Regions from separate parts of the Mus musculus genome. Here region 2 is linked to region 1. Evidence: chromatin contacts called from ENCODE Hi-C data. All regions are on one chromosome and are shown on one strand. The core of a region is the stretch at or near the end of the contact, and the rest is flanking DNA. Distances in the headings are between cores, read along the strand shown. Region 1 holds the start of R3hcc1l (R3H domain and coiled-coil containing 1 like). Region 2 holds the start of Hps1 (HPS1, biogenesis of lysosomal organelles complex 3 subunit 1).

Region 1 (3,393 bases), core at 271-2,770:
TACTCAGACCGAGGACCATGCTTTGATCCCCAGCTTAGGCTATGGCAGGAAGTAGAGAGAAGGACAGGTTACTTTACTCCCACAATTCCTAGCTCAGCTGATGACGATTTTTTTTTGTTGTTGCTGCTTTTGTTTTTTGCTATGGAACCATTTGACTAGTATCTGTCTCTTCTTAAGGGACCATAAATCCACAGGGGTAGGCACTGGTCTGCTCATTATTTTCGGCCCCAGCACTGGCCCATTGTAAGCAATAATATACAACCATTTTGCTGAGTGGTCAGCTCACCCGAGGGGGAAACTTTTTAGGAAGGCTCACATCTAACCTATCCCATAATCAGATCTGGTAAGGGATGGGAAGGAGAGTAGTGGATTGGGAACTACTATTTTGTAAAAGCTCCAAGGTGTTCACCTTCATTCCTTCTCTCAAACTCAATCGAATGGTGTCTTTACAGGGTTTTAACACAAACACGACTTGATTAAATTTGTTATTTACACAACTCGGCCTTTGGCAGTAAGGACCCCACAGCCGTACTGAGATCAGTAAGGAGAACAGTAATCAGCTAAGAAACTAAGCAAGTGGGAATTAAGTATCTGGCAGTGGAAATAAAGAACAGACTCAAATGCTAGAGAGAGAGCCTCTACAGGGTTTGGTTAGCATTCAAATGTAGATGAAGAGGCATTGGAGATAGATGGGAAGGCAGTGAACAGAGAGGAGAGACACAGTATGAACTTTTCAAATATTTCTTTTTTTCTTGTATAGTTCCGAGATCGAATCCTGGGCACTTCACCTGTTTGCCAATCACAGGGCTATACCATTCGCGCCACCAAAGCGTTCAAGCCATTTTTTGACAAGTCTGCAAGATAGGAATGAGATAGGGTCGTCTAGAAGTTGGGAGTACGATAAGCTAAAGCAAAAAAAGGGGCCGGGCTGGACGCTCCCCTTCCTTATTCTAAGAATTGCAGAGAACAATATTCAAGAGGTGAGTTCGGGGGGGGGGGGGAGAATTACAGGAAGAGACCGAGTCGAACGGCATGGAATGAGGAAGGCAAAGCTGGATAGTGTCATAGAAAATAAATGATAATGTCCAAGAGCTTCAATGACTAATGCTTAAGTTAGACAGCCTGAAAATACTTGCAGTGGGTTTGGCGACAAGGACACTGGCTGCAACAAGGACATTTTCTGCGGGGGGCAGAAGCTGCAGTGTAGAACTCAGCACACACAAGGAAGGAAGTAGAGACGCTAAGTGCAGATTACGCTCGAAGAAACTCGCCCGTGGACGAGGAAAGAGACACGGTTATGATTGAGCAGGACGTGAGAAGATTTGAGCGCTTTCACAGCTGAGGGTTGAGATGGAGGATGGACGATACAGGAGATAGAGGAGCGTCAACGCCCTCCCGCCCTCTCCATTTGCCGGCCCCGCCCCCCACGCGACGCGACAGGGGCTCGCGAAGACTACAACTCCCAGGAGGTCCCGCGGCGTGGGCGGAGCCAAGGCCTGGCGCGCACCCCAGCGGCGAGCGGAAGAGCAGGCGCTTCATGGTGGCAGCGGAAGCGGAGAGCGACAGCGTCCCGGTAACCACGAACCCTTGAACCCGATTCTTTCTCTCCCTGAGCTGGTGCTGGTTGCCCTCGCGTCTTTCCTCCGGCTCGGGAGAGGACCCTCTTTCCTCCTGTGTGTTAACGCTGGTTTTCTTTTCCTCCGGTGACGCGCGGGGCAGGCCCCCGCCTGGGGCGGAGGTTATTGGGAAGCTTCCGCCCTTCGACCTGTTGGAGCCCCGGGGCGGGAGGGCCACCCTCCGGTCTCTTCTGTTTTCTAAGGGGCCGGAGGCCTGCCTTGGGCCTCTGCCCTAATGCTTCTTTCTGGTAGAAATCGTCTCCAGTCACCAGGTAGCGAGCGGGGTCTTAGGACCCCTCTGGGCTGCGGAGCTGTGGACCACCGAGGTGGCTTCGGGACAGCCCGGGGCCGCGGGCGATTCCCGGGCAGTGGCACTTCTGCTCCGCTGCTAGGACCCCCGGGCTATGGGCTGGCCGGGAACAGTTTGTAAAGTAGGATGTTCTTCCTGCTCTTCTCGGGCGGTCCTCAGAAAACTTCCAACCCACTTTATCGAAAGTTGTCTTACAAACTTTTTTTTCGTCGCATCTGAGTTGTGAGGGAAAGAGTACGGGGTTTATAGAGTCTGAATCCTGAGAGGATGATGGGTTGGCCACTTGATGGACCTGTGGTCTTTTGTAGTCCTATTACCACCACCTTGGTTTCTCTGTCTGGAAAAAAAAAGAGGGGGTGCAGGGTCTTTTGTACTATGCTTTTCAGTGTTATGATCTATGTGTGAGACGTTTGTGCTAGAAAACATTTAAAATAAAGTTCCTGTACCCTCTCTTGTGTGGTCCAGGTCAGTTGGATTTTAAAATCAACGGTCATGTCTTTATGAAGACCGGAGTTAATGGTGTCTTTAGAAACTGCGATGAAACCTACAAGTGTTAAAGCAAGGTTTCAAGCGGAGAGGTGACATTAGGGCTTGACCACCTGTGGAATCGGTGTCAAACTTCGAGGCCCATCAGCATGCGACACACAGCCAGCTGCCCCTGTTGCTCGGTTTCCGCTCTTGGAAGCACTACACATGACAAGCATCCCCTAAGACTTAGAGCTCCCGAAGCTTGGTGCTGAACCACCAGTGTCTAGGGTTTGTGGGTTGCAGGCACTACTTACTCATGTAATAATAGCTGCCTGAGCTATTTAGCGCAGGGTTGAGGTGTCTGTAGTTCATTGGTAAGATTGCATAAGGCTCTGAATTCTCTCCCTAGTAGTAACCACAACAACAATAACAAGCAACAGCAGCCTTTAATCCCAGTACCAGAGTCGGAGGCTGGCTGGTCTCGGAGATTTTGGTAGCCTAGTCTGGGTAGTGAATTCCAGGCCAGGAAGAGCTCCTCTTTAAAAAAAAAAAAATTACTCTTTTTCACTCTTAGGGTTGCCTAGGTTTCCCATAGTGCTGCTCTGACGTGGTTATTGGGTATGCTCTTAAGTAAATACTTTTCTAGAGATTGCTTTTCTTTTTCTTTCTTTCTTTTTTTTTTTATTTTTTTATCTTGTCAGTTTAAATTGGACTGGTCTTTTGTTTGTAACCTGTACTTGAGTGTATTTCACTATGTAGTGTAGCTCCTAGCAGGACAATTAACTATGACTCAGATATTGACAAGAATAGAATTCTATAGGACAATTTTTGTGTCTCTATTCCCCCCCCCCATATATGCATACATGTATAGGGTTTTTTTTTTTTTGTTGTTGTTGTTGTTTTTCATTTTTGAGACATGGTTTCTCTGTATAGTCCTGGCTGTCCTGGAAACCACTCTGTAGATCATGCCAGCTTTACACTCACAAGAGATTTGCCTCC
Region 2 (3,373 bases), core at 42-2,541, 260 kb after region 1:
TTTCCACTGCCGCCTGTTCCTGAGAGTGGACAACCTGGACACGGGCTGAGAAGTCACAGGTTCCCCCATTTTAAGGACCACAAGCTAGAAGGTGTCCTTTATGTGGAGCAAGCGTTGATGACACATTAGCTCCTACCTCCTCTGCAACTGGACAGTTTATATTTGGGTCACTCATTCACACACAGGTGGGGTCAGCAATCCCACCCTGAGCAGCCCCAGGGAGCGGTGAGCAGGGATGGGTTACTACACAACCCATCGCAAGCTGGCAGGAGGTCCCAGTGAAAAGCTGCATTCGGGTTTGGTTCTGGTTGGGCTTTCCTAAGGTCCCATTCAACTCAGAGATTCAAACTCCTCTTGGGAGGCCAGGGAACAGAGCGCTGTTGCACCTTCCTACCGGGTTACGGGGTTCCTACCAGCCAGGTCGCAACCTCAGCCCAGTAGGCTCATCTTAAGGACAAGAACGGTGGGTAGGTGTTATTCTTATTTCCCGGCTTCAAATAACAAGAGAAATAAGCTGCCTCTGGAATCCTCCCATTTTGATAACAGGCAAGAAGAATCTAAGGCGGAGGAGGAAGGTTTGATCCTGGGGATTTTGAAAGCAATGAAACTCTGAGCCTGGCTGCACCATTCTCGGGCTTGCCTTGATGGTAACTTCCGGTAAGCACCCGCATACTTTTCGGTGGGTATCTGGTTTTACGGTTGCGGCTAACCTCATTTTCTGATCTTTGTTCTCTTTATATTTTGCTCTAAAAGGAGGAAACTTTGAAGAGAAGGGCGATTCTGAGAAAAATCCCCTGCACCCACTTTTACCACCCGGGTCACAGTTCTCTCATTGTCCCTAGCAAACTGTCCCCGTGGCCTCTGTCCCGCCTAACACAGCTCAGTTGGGGGGTGGGTGCGAGGGGTGGGGACTATAGCCTGTGATGCTCCAGCAGGAGCAGCTGGCCTAGGAGGGAGTCTCTCCCTGCGCCGCTTAGCACCGCCTCACTGCGTGGCTCCGCCCAATAGCTGCTTAGCACTCTTTCAACGACACCCAGAAATTCTGACGTACCCTCCCCCTCTCCTCCCGGGGACGAAGGCCTGGCTTGTGACGCCCGCTCCAAAAGGCATGAGACTGATGCGGGTTTCCCCGGGTGCCCGGGCCTCTCCAAACTGGGAGAGCTTGCCGGAGGTGCCCACCGAGGGGCGACCCAGGACTGCGCTTGGTCACCCACGATGCCCACGTACCGGATCCGCGGCTCGCACCGCCCAGCGTGTAGCCAGCCTGCGGCGCGCTTCCGGGTAGGACACGTGACTCAGCCACATGACCGGGGCCTGCTTTGTGGGTTCGAGCCCCGCCCCGTCAGGCATTGCTCACCCTTCAGGCTACTGTGCTTGCTGGTCACCCGCCGCTAGGGAGCCGTGCCACGTTCACCCTGGCATAAGTAGGTATCTCACTGCCTTTAGAGGCACCAGCTGAGCCGGTGACATTTCTAGAGTCTCTTTTGCTTGATTTAGCTAAAGGGATTCCCCACAGATTTACAGAAGGGGCAACTGAGAACCCCGAGGGAACCCCCTTGCTGAAGAAGGAACAAATGGAACCAGAACCCAGGTTTCCTTGCACCTTCACCTGGCCCTTCCCAGCCTTTCGTTTTCTTGCCGAATCTAGTTGTAGGTGAAAGGTACCCTTTTTGTGGGTGCTTTCCCTTACTTACCTCCAGGGGGCGGAACCCGTGTGTCTTAGTCAGGGTTTCTATTCCTGCACAAACATCATGACCAAGAAGCAGTTTGGGGAGGAAAGGGTTTATTCGGCTTACACTTCCATACTGTTGTTCATCACCAAAGGAAGTCAGGACTGGAACTCGAGCAGGTCAGGAAGCAGGAGCTGATGCAGAAGCCATGGAGGGATGTTCTTTACTGGCTTGCTCAGCCTGCTCTCTTATAGAACCCAAGACCACCAGCCCAGAGATGGTCCCACCCACAAGGGGCTTTTCCCCCTTGATCACTAATTGAGGAAATGCCTTACAGCTGGATCTCATGGAGGCATTTCCTCAACTGAAGCTCCTTTCTCTGTGATAACCCCAGCTGTGTCGAGTTGACACAAAACCAGCCAGTACACCATGCAGAAGAGCCCAGCTACCTTTGGGCTCCTTGATTTACAAAGGTTCCCAGTCTGACTGAGGGCTGCATACACATTAGGGCTTTTGTCTTGAACCTGCGAGTGATTGCATACTATCAAGATTTTTATGTGTATTTGGAGGGGCAGAAAGAGTGAAGAAGGCCAATGGAGTCCACAGAAGAGGTTGGGCGCCTACCACAGGTCCTCATTGGGTACCTTGGTGCTTCTGAGAAACTTTGTGTACGACCCAGCATGAGCACTCCGCACCCACTAGGCAGAGGCCAAGAGCCAGTGCTGCGGCCACTCTAGCTACCTAAGGTACAATTAAACAACATCGCAAACGCCTGCGCCTGCGCCTTCGCCACCACCCTGCTCAGCCAGGCTCCACAGTACAGCCACAAGCATCAGTCTCCTGGAGTCCTGAATCTGCCGACACTATCCTGACTTCGGTCGGTCATTTCCCCCTTGTTTCAAACAGTTTGTAAGCCTGAATAACTGTTACCCGTGAACAATTTATAACTAATCTAGTCCATGTTACCTGATGCTAGTGACTTGTGTCTTGCAGATGACTAAAGAATGGCGCCGATCATCTCTTCATGTGGTTTTTCTCTTCATTTGTGTAGCTTTAAAATTTTTTTTGCTTTCAAATAAACATTTATTCATATCTTCTACCCCTTTTATTATTATTATTATTAATCTATTTTTAGCCATTGACTTATTATTGGATTGTAAGATTTCTTTATGTTGTAGATATGTTTTAAGTTAGATATATATTAAAAATACCATTATTTGATCTGTCTCTGTGTGTGTGTGTGTGTGTGTGTGTGTGTGTATGTTTAAGTGTGGCCCATGAGTACATGAGGAGTTTACTACTTTTTGGTCAGGCTAGCTGCCAGCAAACTCTAGAGTTACCTCCTGTCCCGGCCCAGTCATGAACACCTAACCTAAAGTCCTCATTTTATAGATGAGGACTCTGAGGGACGGAGAGTCTGGACAATTTCTCTTCTGAAGTGATCAAAATGGGTCTGGTAGTGCTGCCGTGGCCTGTGGATGTGGCTTAGCTTCTGCACCTTCAGTGGCCCAACTGCCCACCTTGCAGTTTGCTCTGTAACTCATTCCTCTGAACGGAAACTTTCTCTTTTGGTGGGAGGAGGAGCCTCTGAGGCTCGGGCTCACGAGAAAAGCCTTGGAGACTCAGTAGATTATAGGATTCTCGTGGTCCCTCCCCACGGTCATGAAAGCTAGGGAGAGGAGACTCTGGTGGAGCCAGGGAGG

Evidence for each region. A loop is a pair of places that touch in the nucleus more often than their neighbours do.
Region 2: a map of regulatory T cell shows a loop between it and region 1 (2.8-fold over the local background). The contact joins the promoter of Hps1 here to the promoter of R3hcc1l in region 1. A Hi-C loop is called at or near these places in 3 of 37 maps with a recorded cell type or tissue (T-helper 17 cell and regulatory T cell).

The regions. Positions count from the first base shown.
Region 1 is chr19:42,517,285-42,520,677 of GRCm38, forward strand. It overlaps R3hcc1l (R3H domain and coiled-coil containing 1 like), which reads left to right and starts at 1,521. Exons shown (of 7, transcript NM_177464.4): 1 at 1,521-1,573.
Region 2 is chr19:42,778,687-42,782,059 of GRCm38, forward strand. Hps1 (HPS1, biogenesis of lysosomal organelles complex 3 subunit 1) reads right to left here and starts at 1,292. Exons shown (of 20, transcript NM_019424.3): 1 at 1,228-1,292. It overlaps Gm16244 (a long non-coding RNA gene), which reads left to right and starts at 346. Exons shown (of 2, transcript XR_386720.3): 1 at 346-657; 2 at 754-2,888.